2 separate regions of the Homo sapiens genome follow, and region 2 is linked to region 1. A link is an interaction called in ENCODE POLR2A ChIA-PET data of the cell type or tissue named here. Cell type or tissue: A673. All regions are shown on one strand. Links, peaks and the distances in the headings refer to the core of each region. The heading gives the core; the rest is flanking DNA. Region 1 holds the start of CTSW (cathepsin W). Region 2 overlaps LOC105369350 (a long non-coding RNA gene).

Region 1 (9,212 bases), core at 343-8,342:
CCCTCCACGTGACCCCGGGGAGGGAGTCTGCCGAGGAGGGGACGTGCTGGTGGGTCCCGCGGCGAGCGCCTGGGGCTCAGGTGAACTGCGCAGTGCCCGCTCCTCGCCACTCTGCCACCACCATCCCTCCCAGCTGCTGGGGCAGAAGGTTAAATAATAGCTCTTTAGGGGCCGGACGCGGTGGCTCAAGCCTGTAATCCCAGCACTTTGAGAGGCCGAGGCAGGTGGATCACCTGAGGTCAGGAGTTCGAGACCAGTCTGGACAACATGGTGAAACCCCGTCTCTACTAAAAATATAAAAATTAGCCAGGCGTGGTGGCGCGTGCCTGTAGTCGCAGCTACTCAGGAGCCTGAGGCAGGAGAATCACCTGAACTCGGGAGGTGGAGGTTGCAGAGAGCCCAGATCACACTGCTGCACTCCATGGGTGACAGAGGGAGACTCCATCTTAAAATAATAATAATAATAATAGGCCCGACGCGGTGGCTCACGCCTGTAACCCCAACACTTTGGGAGGCCAAGGTGGGCAGATCACAAGGTCAGGAGTTCAAGACCAGCCTGGCCAACATGGTGAAACCCTGTCTTTACAAAAACACAAAGAAATTAGCTGGTGTAGTGGCACGTGCCTCTAATCCCAGCTACTCGGGAGTCTGAGGCAGAATAATCTCTTAAACCCGGGAGGCAGTTGTTGCAATGAGCCGAGATTGTGCCATTGCACTCCAGCCTGGGCGACAGAGCGAGACTCCATCTCAAAAATAGTAATAATAATAATAGCTCTTTAAAACGAGAAAGACAGTAACAAGTGTTGGCAAAGATACGGAGAAACTGGAGCCCTCATGCACTGTTGGTGGACAATGGTCTGGCAGTTCCTCAAAATGTTATCACATGACCTGACAATTTCACTCCTAGGTATACATACCTAGGATAATTGAAAAGATATGTACACACACACAAATCTGTACGCAGCGTTTATAGCTGCACTATATATAAGAGCCAAATGCAGAAACAACACAAAAGCCGTCAACTGATGAATAACAAGATGCAGTACATCCACACAGTCGAACATTATTCAGCCATAAAAACTAATGAAGTACTGATGCATGCCACAATATAGGTGAATTCTTTTTTTTTTTTTTTTTTTTAATTGAGACGGAGTCTTGCTCTGTCGCCCAGGCTGGAGTGCAGTGGCGCCATCTCGGCTCACTGCCAGCTCCGCTTCCTGGGTTCACGCCATTCTCCTGCCTCAGCCTCCTGAGTAGCTGGGACTACAGGCACCCGCCACCAGGCCCGGCTAATTTTTTGTATTTTTAGTAGAGATGGGGTTTCACCGTGTTAGCCAGGATGGTCTCAATCTCCTGACCTTGTGATCCGCCTACCTTGGCCTCCCAAAGTGCTGGGATTACAGGCGTGAGCCACCGCGCCCGGCCAATATAGGTGAATTCTTGAAACTACTATGTGAAGTGAAAGAAGCCAGACACAAAAAGCCACATATTCCATTTATTTTTTATTTTTTTTAGATGGAGTTTCGCTCTTGTTGCCCAGGCTGGAGTGCAATGGCATGATCTCAGCTCACCACAATCTCTGCCTCCTGGGTTCAAGCAATTCTCCTACCTCAGGCTCCGGAATGGCTGGGATTACAGGTGCCTGCCACCACACCTGGCTAATTTTGTATTTTTAGCCGAGATGGGGTTTCACCATATTGGTCAGGCTGGTCTCGAACTCCCGACCTCAGGTGATCCACCCACCCTGGCCTCCCAAAGTGCTTGGATTACAGGCGTGAGCCACCGTGCCTGGCCCACGTATTCCATTTATATGAAATAACCAGAATAGGCAAACCCAGAAAAACAGAAAGTAGATTAATGGTTGCCAGAGGAAGGTGGGGAATGGGGAGTGTCTGCTAATGGGGTCTGGGTTTTCTTTGGGATAATGAAAATATTCTAACACTAGATAGTAGTGATGGTCACACAACTATGCAAACATACAAAAACCCACTGAATTGTACACTTCAAAAAAGTGAATTTTCTTTGGGAGGCCGAGGCGGGTGGATCATGAGGTTAGGAGATCAAGACCATCCTGGCTAAGACAGTGAAACCCCATCTCTACTAAACAAATTAGCCTGGCGTGGTGGCAGGCGCCTGTAGTCCCAGCTAATCGGGAGGCTGAGGCTGGAGAACGGCGTGAACCTGGGAGGTGGAGCTTGCAGTGAGCCGAGATCGCGCCACTGCACTCCAGCCTGGACGACAAAGTGAGACTCTGTCTCAAAAAAAAAAATGTGAGTTTTATAGTATGTAATAATACCACAATAGGCCAGGCACGGTGGCTCACGCCCGTAATCCCAGCACTTTAGGAGGCCAAGGTGGGTGGATCACCTAAGGTCAGGAATTCCAGACCAACTTGGCCAACATGACAAAACCCCATCTCTACTAAAAACACAAAAATTAGCGGGCTATGGGGGCGAACGCCTGTAGTCCCAGCTACTCAGGAGGCTGAGGCAGGAGAATCACTTGAACCGGAGAGGTGGAGTTTGCAGTAAGCCAAGATCGTGCCACTGCACTCCAGCCTGGGCAACAGAGCAAGACTCTGTCTCAAAAAAAGGAAATATAAAAAAAGGCAGGAAAGGGGTGCTGCTATCACCCCATTTCACAGATAGGGAGGCTGAGAGACTTGTCCCAGGTGAAGGATGGGACTTGCACTCATGTCCCACGGACTTCAAGACTCGCTGGGCTCCTTGCCCCATATTAGAGCATTAAGGACCCGCCCTGCAAACACCCACTCTGTGCCAGCCACAGTGGTGGGTGCTCCACTAAGTATCTTCCACTCAAGCCTCAGCCTGAGAATTGTCATTGCCAATTAGAGATGAAGACATGAGGCCCAGGGGGGATGACTTAGTGCACAGCTGGTGCACAACCTAGACCTGAACCTCCATCTTTGCACTATCCAGCCCGAGTGAGCCTTCCACTTGGAGTTGCCTCCTCAGAATGCCTCCCTCGTCCTCTGCACCCCCAGTGACTTTCCCTGCCTTCGCCTGCTCTGCACTGGGTCCCTTTCAAGGTCCCAGACACCACTGGATCAGTGTCTCCCTCCTACCAAGCAGGGAGCTCCTCTCAGGCAGTGAGGCCCCTGTGCCCATGGCCCAGCCCTTACTGGGTACCAGCTGGGATCTGCAGAGTAGGCAGTTGAATGAACAAATGAGTGAGTGGGTGGAGGAAGTTCATTGATTCACTCAACAAATGTTTTCTCGGCCGGGTGCAGTGGCTCACGCCTGTAATCCCAGCACTTTGGGAGGCCAAGGCAGGTGGATTGCTTGAGGTCAGGAGTTTGAGACCAGCCTGACCAACATGGTGAAACCCTGTCTCTACTAAAAATACAAAAAGATTACCCCAGCATGGTGGTGCACACCTGTAGCCCTAGTTACTTGGGAGGCTGAGGCAGGAGAATTGCTGGAACCCGGGAGGCAGAGGTTGCGGTGAGCCGAGATCGTGACACTGCACTCCAGGCTGGGCGACAGAGTGAGACTCTGTCTCAAAAAAACAAAGCAAAACAAAACAAACAATGTTTACTGAGTGGCCACTGTGAAGCAGATGCTGTGGTGCTAGCCAGGGACACAGCACTGACCAAAAACAGACCCAAACCTCCTGGCCTCAGGAGCTCTAGTTCAAGGGAAGGGAGGAGAGGATCAAAGGGAAGGCCACTGGGCCCCACACCTCCAGTTCCTTTTCCCCGTGGCCTCCCACATCCCCTACCATCACAAGAGGCCCACACTGGGACCTCCACCTCTGAGGGCTGACATGGAGCCTTAACTATCAGTCACACACAGGACAAGACTGGCTGGGGCCCATAACTGGGCTCTAGAACCACAGGGCCAGGCACCACTCTGGGGATGGTCTGTCCACTGCATTTCAATAAAGGCAGCAGCATGCTTTTCAGATAGAGAAGCCCCTTGGTTTACTCTCTGGGCAGGGTGACAAAGTGTGGCCTCACGACTCTGGGAGGAATCCTAATAAAGAAACATGGTAGGCCGGGCGTGGTGGCTCACGCCTGTAATCCCAGCACTTTGGGAGGCCGAGGCGAGCGGATCACGAGGTCAAGAGATCAAGACCATCCTGGCTAACATGGTGAAACCCTGTCTCTACTAAAAAATACAAAAAATTAGCCGGGCGTGGTGGCGGGTGCCTGTAGTCCCAGCTACTCGGGAGGCCGAGGCAGGAGAATGGCGTGAACCCAGGAGGTGGAGGTTCCAGTGAGCCGAGATCGCACCACTGCACTCCAGCCTGGGCGACAGAGCGAGACTCCGTCTCAAAAAAACAAACAAAAAAAAGAAACGCAGTAGTGAGCATGTAAGTGAATAAATCCCAGGATTATAGCTGTCCTGTCTCCCACCCCATGGAACCCTAGAAAGCCAGCTCTTCACACCCTTCTCTGGTCTTGGTCACCAGTTCTCAGCCTGAACTCCTATAGGGGAGGTCCCCAGCCCAAGGACCCACTTAGAACAAAGGCAGCAGTAACGGGTGTTAATGCTGCTGCCCAGCCCTTGACCTCACAAGTCAGGCTTTGGCCTCCCTCCGTCTGTGATGCTCACCCTGTTATCCTTCTGGCTCTTCAGCCCCCTCATCCTCATCCCTAGACCGTGGGAGGGATGAGGAACGGGAGGCACTGGCTGCAGTTGCTGCTCCCGGACTCTGACTCTGCGCTTTCCTGTTTTGTTTTGTTTTTTGAGATGGAGTTTCACTTTTGTTGCCCAGGCTGGAGTGTAATGGTGCGATCTCGGCTCACTGCAACCTCCACCTCTCAGGTTCAAGTGATTCTTGTGCCTCAGCCTCCCGAGTAACTGGGATTATAGGCGCCCGCCACCATGCCCAGCTGCTTTTTTGTATTTTTAGTAGAGACAGGGTTTCACCATGTTGGCCAGGCTGGTCTCCAACTCCTGACCTCAGGTGATCCACCCGCCTCGGCCTCCCAAAGTGCTGGGATTACAAGCGTGAGCCACCGTGCCTGGCCTGGTTTTGTTTTTTTGACACAGGATCTTGGACCCACGCTGGAGTGCAGAGGCATGATCATAGCTCACTGCAGCCTTAATCTTCCAGGCTCAAGCAATCCCACTGGCCTCAGCCTCCCCAGTAGCTGGGACTACAGGAGAGCACCACCATGCTTGGCTAACTTTTTTTTTTTTAAGTAGAGATGAAGCCTTGCTCAGTTGTCCAAGTTTGTCTCCAACTCCTGAGCTCAAATGATTCTCCTACCTTGGCCTCCCAAAGTGATGAGATTACAGGCATGAGCCATTATGCCCGGCCTGCTTTCCTGTTTAAAACTCATGATGATCAATTGTTCAGTCAACAAACACCTAGCGAGCCTGACTCATGCCTAGCCCTATCCTGGGAACCGAGGACACCGAGGACACAAGCGAACTGAACACTTCTGGTGTGGTTGGAGGCAGATGCCCAATGGGCACAGGTGCAGCTGGGCTGAAGGGGCTGCAAAGCTTCTACCAGAGGTTGGGGAAGCAGGGAAGGCTTCTTGAAAGAGGCGGCCATTGAGCTGACTGAGCTTCATAGGATGAGCAAGAGTGGTTCCCTTGGCTGGGCGCAGTGGCTCATGCCTGTTATCCCAGCACTTTGGGAGGCTGAGGCAGGTGGATCACCTGAGGTCAGGAGTTGGAGACCAGCCTGACCAACATGGTGAAATGCTGTCTCTACTGAAAATACAAAAAATTCGCTGGGCATGGTGGTGCATGCCTGTAGTCCCAGCTAGTCGGGAGGCTGAGGCAGGAGAATTGCTTGAACCCGGGAGGTGGAGGTTGCAGTGAGCCGAGATCATGCCACTGCACTCCAACCTGGGTGGAAAAAAAAAAGAAAGAAAGAAAGAAAGAAAAAGGGGTGGGATGGGGAGCAGACAGGCAGGGACTGAAAGCCTGAAGGCCTGAGCAACTTGTGGGTTCTAGGGGTCCACCCTCCACCCACCAAGCCTGTCTTCCCCTTCGTGGTTTCTCCAGCCCCACCCTCACACCGTCCTCCTCGATCTGCGCGGCTTCCTGCCTCCATGCCACTCCAGACTGCACCGGCATGGCACTGACTGCCCACCCCTCCTGCCTCCTGGCCCTGTTGGTGGCAGGCCTAGCCCAAGGCATCAGAGGCCCCCTTAGGGCCCAGGTAAGTGCTCCCAAACCCTTACCTATGCCAGTCCCACGCCTGGGGTCACCCCTTCAGAAACAGCTGGCCTGTCATTCTCATTTTTCAGAGGGAGTTGCTGAGGCTGGAGAGGGGGCTGACGTGCCCAAGGGCACATGGGAAGACAGAAAAGGCTAACTGGCTGACCCCTAGCCCAGTCCTTGCACGGCTGGGAACTAAGGTGGGGCCCCAGCAATGATTCCTCTGCCCACTGCCCCTCTCCACCCTTGGTTCCTTGCCAGGACCTAGGTCCCCAGCCGCTAGAGCTGAAAGAGGCCTTCAAGTTGTTCCAGATCCAGTTCAACCGGAGTTACCTGAGCCCAGAAGGTATCACAGGGCACATACATCTCCAGTCCAAGCCCCCACTTTTTTTTTTTTTGAGACGGAGTTTCACTCTTGTTGACCAGGCTGGAGTGCAATGGTGTCATCTTGGCTCACTGCAACCTCCACCTCCCGGGTTCAAGCGATTCTCCTGCTTCAGCCTCTGAGTAGCTGGGATTACAGGCATGCGCCACCACACTTGGCTAACCTTTACATTTTTAGTAGAGATGGGGTTTGACCATGTTGGCCAGGCTGGTCTTGAACTCCTGACATCAGGTGATCCGCCTGCCTCGGCCTCCCAAAGGGCTGGGATTACAGGTGTAAGCCACGGAGCCCAGCCATCCCGCTTTGTAATAGATGAAGAAATCGAAGCTCAGGGTGGGGAACAGGCATGGCCAAGGCCACTCAGCAGGACAGGCCAGGGCTGGGGGTGTGTTCCCTGGTTTCCCGAAGGCATGAGTGGGTCCAGGATCATTCTTTGCTATGGATCTGGAGGGCAGTGGCAGGAGGTGGGGTCCTGCCCTAGTCCTACGTGATCCCCTGGCTCCACAGCCACTTCCCTGCGATTCTAGGCAGTGGACAGGGGGCCACCACCTAGTCATTTGCTCATTCAGCAAACACCCAAGGACACCCATTTTGTCCCCACATTGGGGACTTCTTCTCTAGCCCATGATCTAACCCCTGCCCCTGCCCTCTCGCTGTGCTGATCTCTCTAGGGGGCTGATCTGTGTGTGCCTTTTAGCCCAGACTGCCTGTGCCTTGTCATCTCCTCTCCCTGCCATGTTCCAGCTCTCCTCCTGTGGTCAGAGGTGTAAAGGACGTGGCCTGGCAGGAAGCTGGTCTCCAGCCACACATCCTTGAGTCACCACCACCGGACCCCTTGCCTGGCTTCCCACCTAGGGTGGCCAGAGATGGTCCTCTGGCTGCCTCTGGGGAAAACCCAACCCTCGGTGGGCTGGGTAACCACTTCCTGGGCCTGGGTATCTGCAGTGGGGCCTTGTGGGGGCTACAGGAAAGGAGCCAGTGCTCAACTGGGTGGGTGTGGGTGGAAGGGTGCCCAGCCAGCGGCTACTTCCTGCCCCTAAGGGCTTGGGAGTCAGCCTAGGACAACTCCCTTTTGGTCCAGAGCATGCTCACCGCCTGGACATCTTTGCCCACAACCTGGCCCAGGCTCAGAGGCTGCAGGAGGAGGACTTGGGCACAGCTGAGTTTGGGGTGACTCCATTCAGTGACCTCACAGGTACCATTAACCCTTCTGGCTCGTAGGTGGTGGTTGGGAAGCGATCTCCCCAGGGACACTGGCAGCTGGACCCAGCGGACCTTCAATTTTTACTTCCCAGGGAAGGAAATTCATTTCCCTGAGGACCAGGGGCTTGGGTGCTGGTATCAAATCACCCAGTGCAGGGGCAGAATCTCTGCAGTCCTGTGTCCTAATCCAGCCTAGGGGCCAGCGCAGCAGCTGCAGGGAAGCACCCAGCAGGGAGCCCAGCCTCTCTAGGCTTGGCACCCTTGCCTTTTTGAGACAGGGTCTTGCTCTGTTGTCCAGGCTGCAGTACAATAGTGCAATCACAGCTCACTCAGCCTCCACCTCCTAGACTCAAGCAATTCCCCCGACCCCTCAGCCTTCTAAGTAGCTGGGGCTACAAGCCCGCACAACCACGCCCAGCTAATTTTTCTACTTTTTGTGGAGATGGGGTCTCGGACTCCTGACCTCAAGTGATCCACCCACCTTGGCCTCCCAAAGTGCTGGGATTATAGGTGTGAGCCACCACGCCCGGCCTATCCTTGCCTTTTTGCCCCTCAGGGAATTATGGGACCAACAGCTGGAGTGGGAGAGGCAGAACAGGGAGAAGGGGTCAAAATGGAGACCTCAGTGGCCCTGTCTGTTCCCCAGAGGAGGAGTTTGGCCAGCTCTATGGCTATCGGAGGGCAGCTGGAGGGGTCCCCAGCATGGGCAGAGAAATAAGGTCTGAAGAGCCAGAGGAGTCAGTACCTTTCAGCTGTGACTGGCGGAAGGTGGCCAGCGCCATCTCACCCATCAAGGACCAGGTATCTGCCGCTACCCAGCTGGCTCTAATTCAGCTAAGTGGTGGGAGGGAGAGGGGCACGGCCCGAACACCTAGCCCCGCCCCACCCTCTCGCCCTCCAGAAAAACTGCAACTGCTGCTGGGCCATGGCAGCGGCAGGCAACATAGAGACCCTGTGGCGCATCAGTTTCTGGGATTTTGTGGATGTCTCCGTGCAGGGTAGGGTTGGGAGAGGGTGCGCGTGTGACAGGGGAGGGAGGCCTAGGGGCCTGGTCACCCACACTGTCCCTTCTTGCACCAGAACTGCTGGACTGTGGCCGCTGTGGGGATGGCTGCCACGGTGGCTTCGTCTGGGACGCGTTCATAACTGTCCTCAACAACAGTGAGTGCACTGCCCCGCCACTCTGGACATCTGCAGGGGGACAGGGTGGGCAGGAGCGGAACCTCCTCCCTTGTCTTGCTTATCTGCAGGCGGCCTGGCCAGTGAAAAGGACTACCCGTTCCAGGGCAAAGTCAGAGCCCACAGGTGCCACCCCAAGAAGTACCAGAAGGTGGCCTGGATCCAGGACTTCATCATGCTGCAGAACAACGAGCACAGTGCGGGCAGGGCAGGGACACGGGCGGATGGCAGGGACAGACACCGGGGCAGAGGCAGACACGCTGGGCTACTGGGCTAGAAGACAAGAGGGGGTGGGGGGAGCG
Region 2 (15,573 bases), core at 7,260-15,259, 59 kb after region 1:
GTGAGGATGCCAGTGAATGGAATTCTGGCATTTGGTAGGCATGTAAGTTAGTGGGGATGTTTGAAAGGGCATTTTGGCAGTTGTGTGTCCCCTGGCAGGTCCACTCCTGGGTTAAACCTCTCACAAGCAGAGAGATGTGTCCTAGGCATGGTTTGAGGTGGCAGAAAAATCAGTGTCCATCAATGGAGAACTGCCTGGGCAGAAGGCAACAGGGATAGAGCTTAAATGCAGAGTGCTGAGTGACAAATAGTCAAATAGAGAACAAGAAACAAAAAACGCAGACATACATGAGAATCCTTTATACGGCATTTCTGCCACTTACTCTGTTACCTTGGACAAGTGACTTTAAGCTGTCTCTACCTCTGTTTTCTTTTTTCTTTTTCTTTTCATTTTTTTGAGACAATCTCTCTCTCTGTCGCCCAGGCTGGAGTGCAGTGGAGCAGTCTTGGCTCACTGCAACCTCCACCTCCCAGGTTCAAGCGATTCTCCTGCCTCAACCTCCTGAGTAGCTGGGACTACAGGTGCGTGCCGCCATGCCCGGCTAATTTTTGTGTTTTTAGTAGAGACAGGGTTTAGCCATGTTGGCCAGGCTGGTCTCAAATTCCTGATCTCAAGTGATCCGTCAGCCTCGGCCTCCCAAAGTGCTGGGATTACAGGCATGAGCCACCGTGCCTGGCCTGTTTTCTTTTATAAATAAATAAAAGAAAGGCAAGGGAATGGTACTTGTGATCCAGACCCTCCACCACGGGTCTGGTCCCTCCCCTTTTTGGTACAGGGCCTTTGATTAGGGTGGGTCTGGACTTAAACACAGGTGTGTGTGTGGAACAGGGCATGGAGAGGTGAAGTTAACAACCTATCCCGCCACACCTGAGGCCATTCCTTCCAAGTTACAGGGATGCTCGGCTCCAGAACATGGACGAGACCGTATAGATACAAATATATATGTATATGTCTCTATATACACAAATATATGTATTTTTATATGTATATGTGTGTGCCTATATATGTGTGTATATATATGTGTGTGTGTGTATGTGTGTGTATATATATGTACACACATATATATATGTATATATATATTTTTTGAGACATGGGATCTCACTTTGTTGCCCAGGCTGGTCTCAAACTCCTGACCTCAAGTGATCCACCCTCCTCAGCTTCCCAAAGTGCTGGGATTACAGGCATGAGCCACCCCACCTGGCCTCTACCTCTGTTTTCTTTTCTTTTTTTGAGGCGGAGTTTCTCTCTTGTCACCCAGGCTGGAGAGCAGTGGTGCTATCTCGGCTCACCACAACCTCCGCCTCTCAGGTTCAAGCGATTCTCCTGCTTCAGCCTCCCGAGTAGCTGGGATTACAGGCATACGCCACCACACCCGGCTAATTTTGTATTGTTTTTAGTAGAGACAGGGTTTCTTCATGTTGGTCAGGCTGGTTTCAAACTCCTGACTTCAGGTGATCCGCCCGCCTCGGCCCCCCAAAGTGCTGGGATTACAGGCGTGAGCCACCTTGCCCAGCCTATCTCTATTTTCTAATCTGTAAAACGGGGATCATAATAGCACCTCCTTCAGGGACATGTGATGGTTTCATGAGATATGATATGTAAGTCGCTCAGCACAGTGCCTGGCATACAGTAAGCACCCAATAAATGGTGCCTGCTGTTATGGACATTTATGGAAATAAGATCCTGGAAAGCAGATTGGAAGGGCATGTACTAAACAGACAAGGGGATGTCGTGGCTCAAAGCAGCAGGAGTAGGACTGGGATGCAGGGAAGGGGAGAGTCCATTGAAAGGGGAAGCTTTAGGCTGGGTGTGGTGGCTCAAGCCTGTAATCCCAGCACTTTGGGCAGCCAAGGTGGGCGGATCACCTGAGGTTGGGAGTTCCAGACCAGCCTGACCATCATGGAGACACCCCATCTCTACTAAAAATACAAAATTAGCCGGACATGGTGGCGCATGCCTGTAATCCCAGCTACTCGGGAGGCTGAGGCAGGAGAATTGCTTGAACCCGGGAGGCGGAGGTTGCGGTGAGCCAAGATCGTGCCATGGGACTCCAACCTGGGCAACAGGAACGAAACTCCATCTCAAACAAACAAACAAACAAACAAAAAAGAAAAGAAAAGGGAAGCTTTTCAGGGCCCTATGGCTGCATGGAGTGCCCCAAACTAAGGCGCATGTCTGCTTGATTCTATGCACCCTGTGTTGAAAAAACAGAAAAGACATTGTCAGAATGGGCCCAACCTCAGGGGACAGCATCACATAGGGCAGGGTAAAGCATGGCCCTGCAGGATTCATGGGATCATACATTGTCTTCATTCAGTCACTCAAGAAATATTTGCTGAGTACCTACTCTGTGCCGGGCCCTGCTCTGGGCTTGGGGAAGGTGAACTCAGAGAAAACACACAGAGCCTCTGCTCCCTAGCTCAGTCCAGTTGGGGGAAGGGGCAGCAGACTGATGGTAAACAAATAGGTACATTCACGCCTCTCCAGGGGTAGTGGGGAGAGGGGACCCCGAGGAGGCCAGCGTGTTGAAGCCGCAGCAAGCAAGTGGGTGGGCAGGGCCCTGGTTCCTCCAGGGGGGTGCGGCTGCCCTGTTTTTAGCCACAGATGCTCTTCCATTCCAGCCTGGTGCCCAGAGTCGGTTTCACTTTCCTCTTACCCGTTTTCTTAGAGTTTGGTTTCTGTTTTGTGGGTTCCCTGCCCCCCTTCCGCCTTTGTCTGGAGTTGCAGATTAGCCTAGTGGTTCTCAACCCTGGCTACATCTTAGAACCCTGGGGAGCTTTTTTTTCTTTTTTTCTTTTTTTTTTTTTTGAGACAGGGTCTCATTCTGTCTCCCAGACTGGAGTGAAGTGGCGCGATCTTGGCTCACTGCAACCTCTGCCTCCCAGGTTCAAGTGATTCTCCTTTCTGCCTCAGTCTCCCCAGTAGCTGGGGAGGCTACTCGCCACCACGCCTGGCAATTTTTTGTATTTTTAGTAGAGACAAGTTCTCACCATGTTGACCAGGCTGGTCTCAAACTCCTGACCTTAAGTGATCCACCCGCCTCGGCCTCCCAAAGTGCTGGGATTACAGGCCTGAGCCACTGTGCCCGGCCGACCCTGGGGAACTTTAAAATACCCATATCTGGGCCTGTCTTCAGTTAGATCAGAAGCCCTGAAGATGAGCCTTCCCAAACTCTGGTCTCGTCTTCTTAACTCGGTGAGAACAACGGTTGCCCTCCCAGTGCAGTGGTAGGAAAATCACCTATGCAATGTCAGGGCTCCTCCCCTTTATCTTCCGTTTTTCAGGGATCACAGCCCTGAGCTGCCCTTTGTCTAATATCTGAAAACACTTGTTTCCTGTGCTTTGTCCAGTTTCTTAGCTGTTTGTAGAAAAAGGGCAATTTCAGTTCACCTTACTTCCTCAAGGCCAGAACCTAGAGTCCCTCCTCATCCTTTGAACTCCCCAAGTCCTTCACCTGTCCCCTCTCCAAGTTTCTTCCCATGCTCTGGCTGGGATAACTGTGCTTGCAGGTTTCACCTCCACTTCTGGAAAGCGCCCCTCTTGGGGACACAGGGCCTGTCGGATTCACGTCTGTGTCTCCAGGATGTCTCACAGGGCCTGGCACGTGGTAGGTACGTGGTGGGCATGTTTTTGTGCATGGGTCTGCCCTGCCCTTCTTCCTTCAGGCCACCCCAAATCATATCCGTATCCCTAGAGAACTGACGCCCACCCCACTCCAACCAGGTGGCACCTCCAGGACCGCTGGTCAAGATACCCTCCCCACAGCCATTGGTCAGGGGTGGCCGTGAGACTCAAGACAGCACATGTGGCCGGGTGCAATCGCTCACGCCTGTAATCCCAGGACTTTGGAACGCTGAGGCAGGCAGATCACCTGGGATCAGGAGTTCAAGACAAGCCTGGCCAACATGGCAAAACCCCATCTCTACTAAAAATACAAAAATTAGCTGGATGTGGTGGTGGGTGCCTGTAATCCCAGCTACTCAGGAGGCTGAGGCTGCAGAATTGCGAGAACCTGGGCAGTGGAGGTTGTAGTGAGCCGAGATCGCACCACTGCACTCCAGCCTGGGCGATAGAGCAAGACTCCGTTTTTTAAATAAATTACCCAGTTCCAGGTTTTCTGTTATAAGCAACAGAGAATGGGTGAAGACATTTATTTTTATCTTTAATAATGTATTTAGGCCAATTGTATGCTAGAGAGACCTGACTACTACAAGACATCATTGTATGCTTGCCGAATAAATGAAATACCATTGATTAATTTGCAAACCACATTCCCAGTGCACCTGAGGTGGCTTCCAACAAGAACAAGGAAGGTAAAATTTAAAAAACAGAAATGGAGATTCAAGAATGTGGATGGGTGCAGTGGTATACACCCGTGCTACCAGTGGTGCACTCCCAGCTACTCTGGAGGCCCGAGGAGGGAGGATCACTTGAGACCAGGAATGTGAGTCCAGACTGGGCAACATAGCAAGATCTTATCTCTAAAAACAAAAAATTTTAGGCCGGGTGTGGTGGCTCATGCCTGTAATCCCAGCACTTTGGGAGGCTGAGGAGGGCGGATCACGAGGTCAAGAGATCGAGACCATCCTGACCAACATGGTGAAACCCTGTCTCTACTAAAAATACAAAAATTAGCTGGGTGTGGTGGTGCACGCCTGCAGCCCCAGGTACTCGGGAGGCTGAGGCAGCAGAATCTCTTGAACTCGGGAGATGGAGGTTGTAGTGAGCCAAGATCGTGCCACTGCACTCCAGCCTGGTGACAAAGCGAAACTCTATCTGAAAAAAAAAAAAAAAAAAAAAATTTAGGCCACATGGGATGGCTCACACCATAATCCCAGCACTTTGGGAGGCCAAGGCAGGAGGATCACTTGAGGCCAGGAGTTTGATACCAGCCTAGGCAACATAGTGAGACCCTGTCTCTAAAAAAATTATTAAAAAATTTTTTAAATAAAATAATAAAATATAATTAAAAGAGAAAATAAAGATCAGAAACAATAGCATACATATATAAATATGCAACCCATAAAGGCCTGTAAAAGTGCTTTATTAATTCAATATCAAATTTAGTTCTGAGCTTTCTGGCAGCCAAAGCAAAAAACTTTTTTTTTTTTTTCCGGAGAAAACTTCTTCAGTGGAAAGAAATTTTTTCCTAGACTTTAGCTGCAAAAGAACAGTTTCAGATGGGGCCTGCGGTGTGATGTGGTGAAGGCCAATCTCAGCCGCATTCGCACAGCCAAAGCCTGTAATAAGCCTCCCACAATGAGTCCTTGGAGAATGGGTCCAGGCGATTCAGTTGTTCTCATTTGGGCTCGCCTTGACCTCTCAGTGGCTCTTGTCATAGTTGGTCGCTTGCCTCCTCTTTGAAACACTTTCTTCACTTGGATGGGGGCCCTCACTCTCTTGGCAATCTTTTTTTTTTTTTGAGACGGAGTCTCGCACTCTCACCCAGGCTGGAGTGCAGTGGCGCCATCTCGGCTCACTACAAGCTCCGCCTCCCGGGTCCACACCATTCTCCTGCCTCAGCCTCCCGAGTAGCTGGGACTACAGGCGCCCGCCACCACGCATGGCTAATTTTTTTTATTTTTACTAGAGACGGGGTTTCACCGTATGAGCCAGGATGGTCTCGATCTTCTGACCTTGTGATCCGCCGCCTCATCCTCCTAAAGTGCTGGGATTACAGGCGTGAGCCACCGCGCCCGGCCTCTCTTGGCAATCTTCTTCCCCACCGTGGGCTGTGGTCTTGTCTCCATGGCCACATCTCCCTGACCTCTCTTGACCTCTGAATGGTGGTGGGCCCAGGCTCAGACCTCTCCCCTGCCCTCCCTTCCCCTCCCTTCCCCTCCCCTCCCACTTCCTGGATGACAGGCCACTGTTTCCACCCCAGGCCCTCCAGTCTAATTTCTACTCACAGCCAGAGGGAGTGCAGCCATTACATCTTATGCTGCCATTTCCTCATCGTCCTGTGATCACCTAAAGTTACTAAACAAATCTCTATTAAAGTGCCCAGTTTTGTGTAGTGGCCAAATCCCAGAACTTGATTTAGAATGAAGTATTCTTGGGCTGGGCGTGGTAGTACGCACCTGTAGTCCCAGCTGGTCGTGAGGCTGAGGCTGCAGGGATCGCTTGAGTTTGAGGCTGCAGGGACCCAAGATAGCACCACTGCACTCAAGCCTGGGCAACAGAGCGAGAGCTTGTCTCAAAACAAACAAACAAACAAACAAACAAACAAAAAAAACGAACACAGCTTTTTCCACTTCTGGCCATTGCAGCCCCCACTGATAAGGAGTCAGGGAAGTCGGGTCTGCGCCTCTCCCTGGCCCCATTCCCAGGCTTGAGAAGACGCTGCCTTTGGAGAACAGGGAGGGAGGGCAGTGGGTGCAGAGAGTGCATCCTGGATTGACACTGGTGTAAGATGGCATCTCACTCCTTGGGTGGCAGCTGTCTAAAGCTGGCTCCTGCCCTCAGGGGTTTTATGGGCTCCCTTATGTACTACCCCCTTGACTGAAACTCCTGGCAAAGGGGCAGCCCCTCTCTGTTGACTGGCTCTGGTTTTCTTTCAAGTGGCATGCACTACCCCACTCTGTTGCATACCCTGTGCCAGAGAAAACAAGCCCGTGGGGCCAGACCCCTTTTTCCATTCCTGCGGTCCAGTGCCCACTGCAGGTCACCTCCTTTCTGGAGGCCTTTCCTACCAATGACCCACGGGGGTGCCATGACTGCAGGAAGCCCACCTCAAGCGCTCTGGGGGGCTTCCTTGAAGCACTTCTCACCAGATTTGAGGTTAGAAGGCAGCTCCCCAGCTCCACCCCCTGCAGACTCACTGCCATAGCAGCTCTTTCCAAATCAAATCACCGCAAACTGCCCCTTTCAAATCCACCCTCGATCCCTTTATACTCTTGCGGTGGATGAGGGGCTTCGACAGTGGCAACATGGGTTTCTGCTTTCTTTAAAATTTTGCAGTTTGGCCAGGAGCAAGCACTTCACTTTGGCATTTCATATCCATTCCATTCTAGAGCCTCAGTCAAATATTCTTGCACGCTGTTCATCCTTAGGACAAACCCAGAATCCTTTCCCTGGCTCCCAGGCCCCACGTGATCTGACTCTTGAGCACCCCCCCATGGAGGTTTATTTATTTATTTTTTTGAGGCGGAGTCTCACTCTGTCGCCCAGGCTGGAATACAATGACGCGATCTCAGCTTGCTGCAACCTCTGCCTCCCGGGTTCAAGTGATTCTTGAGCCTCAGCCTTCCGAGTAGCTGGGACTACAGGTGTGTGCCACCATACTTGGCTAATTGTTTTGTATTTTTTTAGTAGAGACGGGGTTTCACCATGTTGGCCAGGCTGATCTCAAACCTCTGACCTCAAGCGATCTGCCCAACTCGGCATCCTAAAGTGCTAGGATTACAGGTGTGAGCCACCGTGCCCAGCCCCCCATGGAGGTTTAAAATATCAAAATACCAACCTGGGCACAGTGGCACACACCTGTAGTCCCAGCTACTCAATAGGATCGTTCTAGCCCAGGAATTTGAGTCCAGTCTGAGCAACATAGCAAAACCCCATTTCCAAATAACATAAAATATCAAAATACCAAAAAACATTACAAATAATTGTATGTTGGTAAATATAGAAACTTAAGCAAAGTAAATACCTTTCTGGAAGAATGTGAAATGTCAAAATTGGCACAAAAATATCAAAACTTCAGTAGACCCATAACCAGGAAAGAAAATTGAGTAGCTCATGCCTGTGACCTCAGCACTTTGTTTTATTTTGTTTTTGAGATGGAGTCTCACTCTTATTGCCCAGGCTGGAGTGTGGTGGCGCAATCTCGGCTCACTGCAACCCCTGCCTCCCATTTTCAAGCGATTCTCCTGCCTCAGCCTTCCGAGTAGCTGGGATTAAAGGCGCCAGCCACCACGCCCAGCTAATTTTTTTGTATTTTTAGTAGAGACAGAGTTTCACCACGTTGGCCAGGCTGGTCTCGAACTCCTGACCTCAGGTGATCCACCTGGCTAAGCCTTCCGAAGTGCTGGGATTACAGGTGTGAGCCACTGCACCCGTCCTAACCTCAGCACTTTGGGAGGCTAAGGCAGAAGGATCATTTGAGGCGAGGAATATAAAATCAGCCTGGGAAACATAGCGAGACCCTGTCTCTTGGGAAAACAACAACAACAACAACACTACAATAGGCCGGGCACAGTGGCTCACGCCTATAATCTTAGTACTTTGGGAGGCTAAGGCAGGCAGATCACCTGAGGTTGGGAGTTCGAGACCAGCCTGGCCAACATGGTGAAACTCTGTCTCTACTAAAAATACAAAAATTACCCGGATGTGGTGGCACATGCCTGTAATCCCAGCTACTTGGGAGGCTGAGGCACGAGAATCACTTGAACCTGGGAGGTGGAGGTTGCAGTGAGCCGAGATCACTCTACTGCACTCCAGCCTGGGCGACAGAGCAAGACTCCATCTCAAAAAAAAAAAAAAAAAAAAAACTAAAAGAAAAAGAAACTTGTAATCTGAGACTCCAATGTGAAAAAACCCAATAGAAATGTTTTTATAGGGCAGTTCTACCAGCCTTTGGAGGAACAGATGGTCCTTATCTCACACCAGTTGTTACAGAAGCCAGAAAGAGAGAAGGCTGCCCAATTTCTTGTATGACCCCCGCAAGCCAGATAAAGACAGTATCAGAAAAGTCTGTACACAGAGCATTTCGTTATGGACACAGATGTTAAGCGTAAACTAATAGAATAGAATATAGGAAAATACCCCACCTAGGGATAGGAAAAGAAAGACTCTCAAAATACAAAGCTCTATTCAAAAACATTTATGAGTCTAACTCCATCAAAATTAAAGATTTTTTTTTTACCAGACTTAAAAAAAGATTAAGGATTTCTGGCCAGGCACGGTGGCTCACACCTGTAATCCCAGCACTTTGGGAGGCCAAGGTGGGTGAATCACTTGAGGTCAGGAGTTCGAGGGCAGCCTGGCCAACATGGTGAAACCCCATCTTTACAAAAATTAGCCAGTCGTGGTGGCACATACCTGTAATCCCAGCTACTCGGGAGGCTGAGGCAGGATAATTGTTTTGAACGTGGGTGGTGGAGGTTGCAGTGAGCTGAGATTGCACAACTGCACTCCAGTCTGGGTAACAGAGCGAGAGAGCGAGAATCCGTCTCGAAAAAAAAAAAAAAGTACCAGACCTCATTTTATGACCCCAGGGTTAGTCAAAATTCATAAGGTGAATAATGTCAATGTTTGGTGAGAATGTGGGCAGACAGAAATCCTTGGTCTTCTGTAGGCACATAAACTGACAGCCCTTCTCTCAAGCAATCTGAAATTAGGTGTATGTTTATGCCAAGACCTTACACTCTCAGCCTTGGATAAGTAGGCCAGAGAGATTCTCATTCAGGTGTACAAAGAGGCATGTGCAGCGGTGTTGACCACGGTGTTCTTTGTGAGAACAGGACTTGGGAGCCAGTCTGGCATCCATTGTCAGAAGGATGAATTAAGTAAAGCATACAAAGGGAAACTACGGAACACTATGCAACAGTCAGGATCTACAAGGCTTTTAAAACACAGTGCGGGCCAGGCACAGTGGCTCACGCCTGTATTCCCAGCACTTTGGGAGGCCGAGACGGGCGGATCACCTGAGGTCAGCAGTTCAAGACCAGCCTGGCCAACATGGTGAAACCTGGTCTCTACTAAAAAATAAATACAAAAATTAGCTGGGTATGGTAACGCAAGTCTGTAATCCCAGCTACTTGGGAGGCTGAGGCAGGAGAATTGCTTGAGCCCGGGAGGTGGAGGTTGCAGCGAGCTAAGATTGCACCACTGCACTCCAGCCTGGGCAACAAAGCGAGACTCTGTCTCAAAAAAAAAAAAAATCAAAAAACAAAAAACAAAAACAAAAACCACAGTGTTAGCAGCGGAGGGTGGCATGTGCCCATAATCCCAGATACTTGGGATGCTGAGGCGGGAGGATCTCTTGACCCCAGGAGTTTGAGGCCAGCCTGGGCAATATGAGACCTTGTCTCTAAAAACAAAACGATGGGGCATGGTGATTCATGCCTATAATTCCAGCTTTTTTTTTTTTTTTTTGAGAAGGAGTCTCGCTCTGTTGCCCAGGCTGGAGTGCAGTGGCATGATCTTGGCTCACTACAAGCTCTGCCTCCCGGGTTCACGCCATTCTCTGGCCTGAGCCTCCCGAGTAGCTGGGACTACAGGCGCCCGCCACCATGCCCGGCTAATTTTTTGTATTTTTAGTAGAGACGGGGTTTCACCATGTTAGCTAAGATGGTCTCAATCTCCTGACCTCGTGATCCTCCCTCTTCGGCCTCCCAAAGTGCTGGGATTACAGGCGTGAGCCACCGCGCCCAGCCTAATTCCAGCTTTTATTTATTTATTTATTTATTTCTGAGATGGAGTCTTGTTCTGTCACCCAGGCTGGAGTGCAGTAGTGTGATCTCAGCTAGCTGCAACCTCTGCCTGGGTTCAAGTGATTCTCCTGCTTCAGCCTCCTGAGTTAGCTGGGACTACAGGTGTGTGCCACCATGCCCGACTAATTTTTGTATTTTTAGTAGAGACGGGATTTCACAGTGATGGCCAGGCTTGTCTTGAACTCCTGACCTCAAGTAATCCACCTGCCTCGGCCTCCCAAAGTGCTGGGATTACATGCATAAGCCACCTTGCCCAGCCTGATTCTAGCATTTTGAGTAGGCTTAAGCGGGAGGAGTCCTTGAGGCCAGGAGTTCAAGATTAGCCTAGGCAGCATAGTGAGACCTCTGTCTCTCCAAAACTAATTTTTTTTTAAAGTAGCCAGGCATGGTGGCACATGCCTGTAGTCCAAGCTACTCAGGACGTTGTGGTTGTGGTAGAGGATCACCTGAGCCCAGGAGTTCGAGGCTGCAGTGAGCTATAATCACACCACTGCACTCCAGCCTGGGTGACAGAGTGAGGCCTTATCTCTAGAAAATAAAATAAATTTTAAAAACCCTAAAGCACAGTTTTGAAGGAAACGAGTAAGGAACAAAAATGAGATCAATACTGCTTATGCAAATTAAATACATACAATACCATTTATTTATTTTTATACTTAGTTTTATTTTTTATGTTTTTCTTGAGACAGGGTTTCACTCTGTCACCCAGACTGGAGTGCAGTGGTGTGATCATAGCTCATTGCAGCCTCAACCTCCTGGGCGCAGGTGATCCTCCCGCCTCAGCCTCCCGAGTAGCTGGAACTACAGGGACACGCCACCATGCCCAGCTAATTTCTTTGTATATTTTTGTGGAGCTGGGGTTTCACCATGTTTCTCAGGCTGGTCTCCAACTCCTGAACTCCAGCAATCCACCTACCTTGACCTCCCAAAGTGCTGGGATTACAGGCGTGAGCCACTGCACCCGGACCACAATACCACTTACATAAACAAAAAATACATACACACAAAAATGATAAAAGCTTCACAATGATCCGTTAACATCTTTCTTTCTTTCTTTTTCTTTCTTTCTTTCTTTCTCTCTCTCTTTCTTTCTTTCTCTCTTTATTTATTTATTTTTTTCAGAGTCTTGCTCTGTTGCCCAGGCTACAATGCAGTGGCATGTTCTCAGCTCACTGCAACATCTGCCTCCCATGTTCAAGCAATTCTCCTGCCTCAACCTCCTGAGTAGCTGGGATTACAGGCACGTGCCACCACGCCTGGCTAATTTTTGTATTTTTAGTAGAGATGGGGTTTCACCATGTTGGCCAGGCTGGTTTCGAACACCTGACCTCAAGTGATCCACCTGCCTCGGCCACCCAAAGTGCTGGGATTACAGGCATGAGTCACCACGCCCAGCCTATTCACATTTAAATAGGATGGAGCGGGGATCAAAGATGAAGAAGAAAATACAAAGGCAAAACAAGAGTCGCATTGCATCCATTGATGCTTTTTGTATGCTGTGAAATAAGGAATACAATAAACTCAGCTATCTGCTCCCCAGGACTAATGCAGAAGAGAAATGTGCAAAGGACATGGACAGGAATTCACAGAGGTAGCACAAATGGTCCATGGAGATAGGAAAATACTTGAACCTCACAAATAATGAAGGTGTGGAGACAAAAATGACCCCATCTTAGACGTGAATCCGCCATGCTGACTTCTGAATAGCTGCAGTCCCGTGAATACCTCCTGATTCCTACTCTATTTACTGCCCTTAGCATAAGACTATGTCCACCTTGATGTTATCACACCAATTATAGGCTATAACGTATGCAGATTCTTGCCTGTTCTGGAGGGCTGCCTTTAATTGTCTTGCACAGAACACTCATACCCTTTCCCTATGGTACATAAGCCTTGGCTCTAGGATGACAGGCACGGAGATCTGTTTGTCTCGTGGCTGCCCAAGACCAAGCTTGTCTGTAAGGTCACCCAAATAAATCACCCTGTACCAGCAAACTGGATTTGTCTGCCTTGTTCTTTGGTTTCTCTGCTCCTTCAGCATTCGGGAGCTGCCTTGCATATCTGGCCCTTTCATGAAAGAGAAGAGAATACAAGTTATTGCAACAATGCAATAATAGCTTTTCATCTATCAGATTAGCAAAGTGAAAATTATAATTGCTGGTGAGGGTATAAATACTGTTGATGGAAATCTATAATGATTGAGCCTTTAGGGGGAATAATTAGGCACCATCAAGATCTAAATGGCTTAGAGCTAGCTAGTTTGCTTATAGAACATTACCTTGCAGAAATCTCAAGACACATTTCCAGGGATGTCCGCAGCTGCAGTGTCTGGAGTGAGGACGCAAGCGGAAGCAGTCCCGGTGTTTGACAAAAGGACACAGGTGATGTACATTAGGTGGGTCAGACAGCCAAACAGTGATGATGGTAAAGACTGGGTGGCTCTGTATGTCCTGACATGGAAAGAATATAACATTCTAGTAGGCAAAACCAGGATGATCTCATTTTTGTTGAAAAATATGTATATGTAGGTTTGTATACACACACACACACACACACACACACACACACACACACACGTCTATCTCTAAAATCACAAGATATTCAAATGGTACACTGGCTCAGGTCTTGGTTTTGCATCGGAGGCCAAGGACAAAGCAATAGCCCCAGGGCCCTGCATTGCTAATCAGGTGCCAGGCCCCCTTGCAGTGAGGACAGGACACTCCTGACCTCAAGTGATCCACCCACCTCAGCCTCCCAAAGTGCTGGGATTACAGGCGTGAGCCACCGCGCCCGGCCCAGACTAGACATTTCAATTTCAATTTCTGAGGCTGTTCTTAGTGATCAGAGGACTTTTCACTACCTGAGGTGACTTGAGAAGTCATAGTGCCTGCTCACGTCTTATCCAGGCCTGGGAACGGCTTGGCCCAAGGGGGAGTGGGTGGGTGGAAAAGGATGCAGCTGTCTCTGTCCGAATGCTGCACCCCGCCTTGCTCAGGGTGTCAGTTCCACATTTGTTTGTGCTCACAGGGGAAAAACACGGGCCAAATACACACCCAAAAGTTAACAGCAGTTCTACTGCACAGATTTAATTTTTTTTTAGACAGAGTTTTACTCTTGTTGCCCAGGCTGGAGTGCAGTGGTACGATCTCGGCTCACTGCAACCTCTGCCTCCCTGATTCAAGCGATTCTCCTGCCTGAGCCTCCCAAAGTAGCTGGGATTACAGGCGCCTGCCACCACACCCTGGTAATTTTTTTGTATTTTTAGCTGAGACGGGGTTTCATCATGTTGACCAGGCTGGTCTCGAACTCCTGACCTCAGGTGATCCACCTGCCTCAGCCTCCCAAAGTGCTGGGATTACAGCTGTGAGCCACTGCACCTGGTCATATTTAAATTTTTGACAGTGTGCATATATTACTTCTATTATCTGAAGAACCAATAAAGATGTTTTCTATCTGTACATGTATTTATTATTTTATTGTATTGTATTTCATTTTATTTTATTTTATTTTATTTTATTTTTTGAGACAGTCTCATTCTGTTGCCCAGGCTGGAGTGCAGTGGTGTGATCTTGGCTCACTGCAGCCTCCACCCCCTGGGTTCAAGCAATTCTCCCATCTCAGCCTCCCGAGTAGCTGGGACTACAGGCATGCACCTCCATGCCCGGCTAATTTTTTTGTATTTTAAGTAGAGACAGGGTTTATCCATGTTGCTTGGGCTGGTCTCAAACTCCGGTGCTCAAGCCATCCTCCTGCCTCAGACTCTCAAAGTGCTGGGATTACAGGCGTGAGCCACTACTCCAGGCTCCCATTGCAGGTTTTAAGCAGAAGTCTTTAAAAAATGGCCCAAGCTGGCCGGGCTCGGTGGCTTACGCCTGTAATCCCAGCACTTTGGGAGGCAGAGGCGGGTGGATCATGAGGTCAGGAGATCGAGACCATCCTGGCTAACACAGTGAAACCCCGCCTCTACTAAAAATACAAAAAATTAGCCGGGCATGGTGGCGGGCGCCTGTAGTCCCAGCTACTCGGGAGGCTGAGGCAGGAGAATGGCGTCAACCCAGGAGGCGGAGCTTGCAGTGAGCCGAGATTGCGCCACTGCACTCCAGCCTGGACGACAGAACAAGAGACTCCATCTCAAAAAAAAAAAAAATGGCCCAGGCTGCTGGGTTGGGAATTGACCATGAAGAAGCAGAAAGTCTATGTAGAAGACAACGGATGTTGAGAATGCTCCAAATAGCTGGTGGTAAGCGTTCAGATTCTGAATGCACTTTGAAATCAGGAACAACTGTTGGATAGGACATAGCATTTCAGAGAGAGAAAAGCCTAGGCTTTTGGTTCGAGAAACTAGAAGGATAGCATAGTCACTAGGCCAAGATGGAGAGGGCTGTGGGGAGGGTCAGGGAGTCAGTTTCAGAGTTGTTGAATGTGAGATGCCTGTTAGACACCTAGATGGAGCAGTGGACTGGGTCATTCGAGTTTGGGAGGCAGGACTCACCTTCTGAGCTTGAGGGAGATGTCTGGACTACAGATAAAAGTGGGGTTCATTGTCTGATAGATTTTATTTAAAATGAGCCTGTCATGCCTGTAATCCCAGCACTTTGGGAGTCTGAAGCAGGAAGATCTCTTGAGCCCAGGGGTTCAAGACCAGCCTGTGCAACATGGCTAGACGTTGTCTCTACAAAAAATACAAAAAATCAGCTGGGCATGGTGGTGCACACCTTTAGTTCCAGCTGCTCAGGAGGCTGAGGCGGGAGTGTCACTTGAGCCCAGGAGGTCGAGGCTGCAGTGAGCCATGATCACGCAACTGCACTCCAGTCAGTCTAGGTGACAGAGTGAGACCTTGTCTCAAAAAAAAAAAAAAACAACCAAAAACCCAAAAACACAAAACCATGGTCCTGGTGAGTCCAGTAAAAGAGGAGCTGTGGCCGGGCGTGGTGGCTCATGCCTGTAATCTCAGCACTTTGGAGGCCGAGGCGGGCGGATCACGAGGTTAGGAGTTCGAGACCAGCCTGGCCAACATAGCGAAACCCCGTCTCTACTAAAAATACAAAAATTAGCCAGGCATGGTGGTTTGCGCCTGTAGTCCCAGCTACTTCGGAGGTTGAGGCAGGAGAATCACTTGAACCTGGGAGGCGGAAGTTGT

What was found. Peaks named below come from ENCODE experiments on the same cell type or tissue, not always from the same donor. Only the 100,000 strongest peaks of a DNase experiment are listed, where the experiment ranks them.
Region 2: POLR2A ChIA-PET joins it to region 1 with 12 read pairs; 18 of 35 experiments call an interaction of 5 or more read pairs at or near these places.

What each region holds. Positions count from the first base shown.
Region 1 is chr11:65,873,798-65,883,009 of GRCh38, forward strand. CTSW (cathepsin W) reads left to right here and starts at 6,040. Exons shown (of 10, transcript NM_001335.4): 1 at 6,040-6,144; 2 at 6,405-6,489; 3 at 7,610-7,723; 4 at 8,378-8,532; 5 at 8,633-8,729; 6 at 8,812-8,892; 7 at 8,982-9,107. The coding sequence starts at 6,058. RefSeq lists a silencer at 6-65. In A673, for the core only: no CTCF peak of the experiment used is centred there; no DNase peak of the experiment used is centred there; H3K27ac peaks cover 42 bases.
Region 2 is chr11:65,925,597-65,941,169 of GRCh38, forward strand. LOC105369350 (a long non-coding RNA gene) reads right to left here. Exons shown (of 3, transcript XR_950212.3): 2 at 12,712-12,883; 3 at 12,196-12,500. Among named protein-coding and RNA genes, the nearest start is that of TSGA10IP, 12 kb to the right of the region's middle. RefSeq lists a cis regulatory region at 2,276-2,841 and enhancers at 2,378-2,807, 2,522-2,816, 11,641-12,165, 15,422-15,573. In A673, for the core only: no CTCF peak of the experiment used is centred there; no DNase peak of the experiment used is centred there.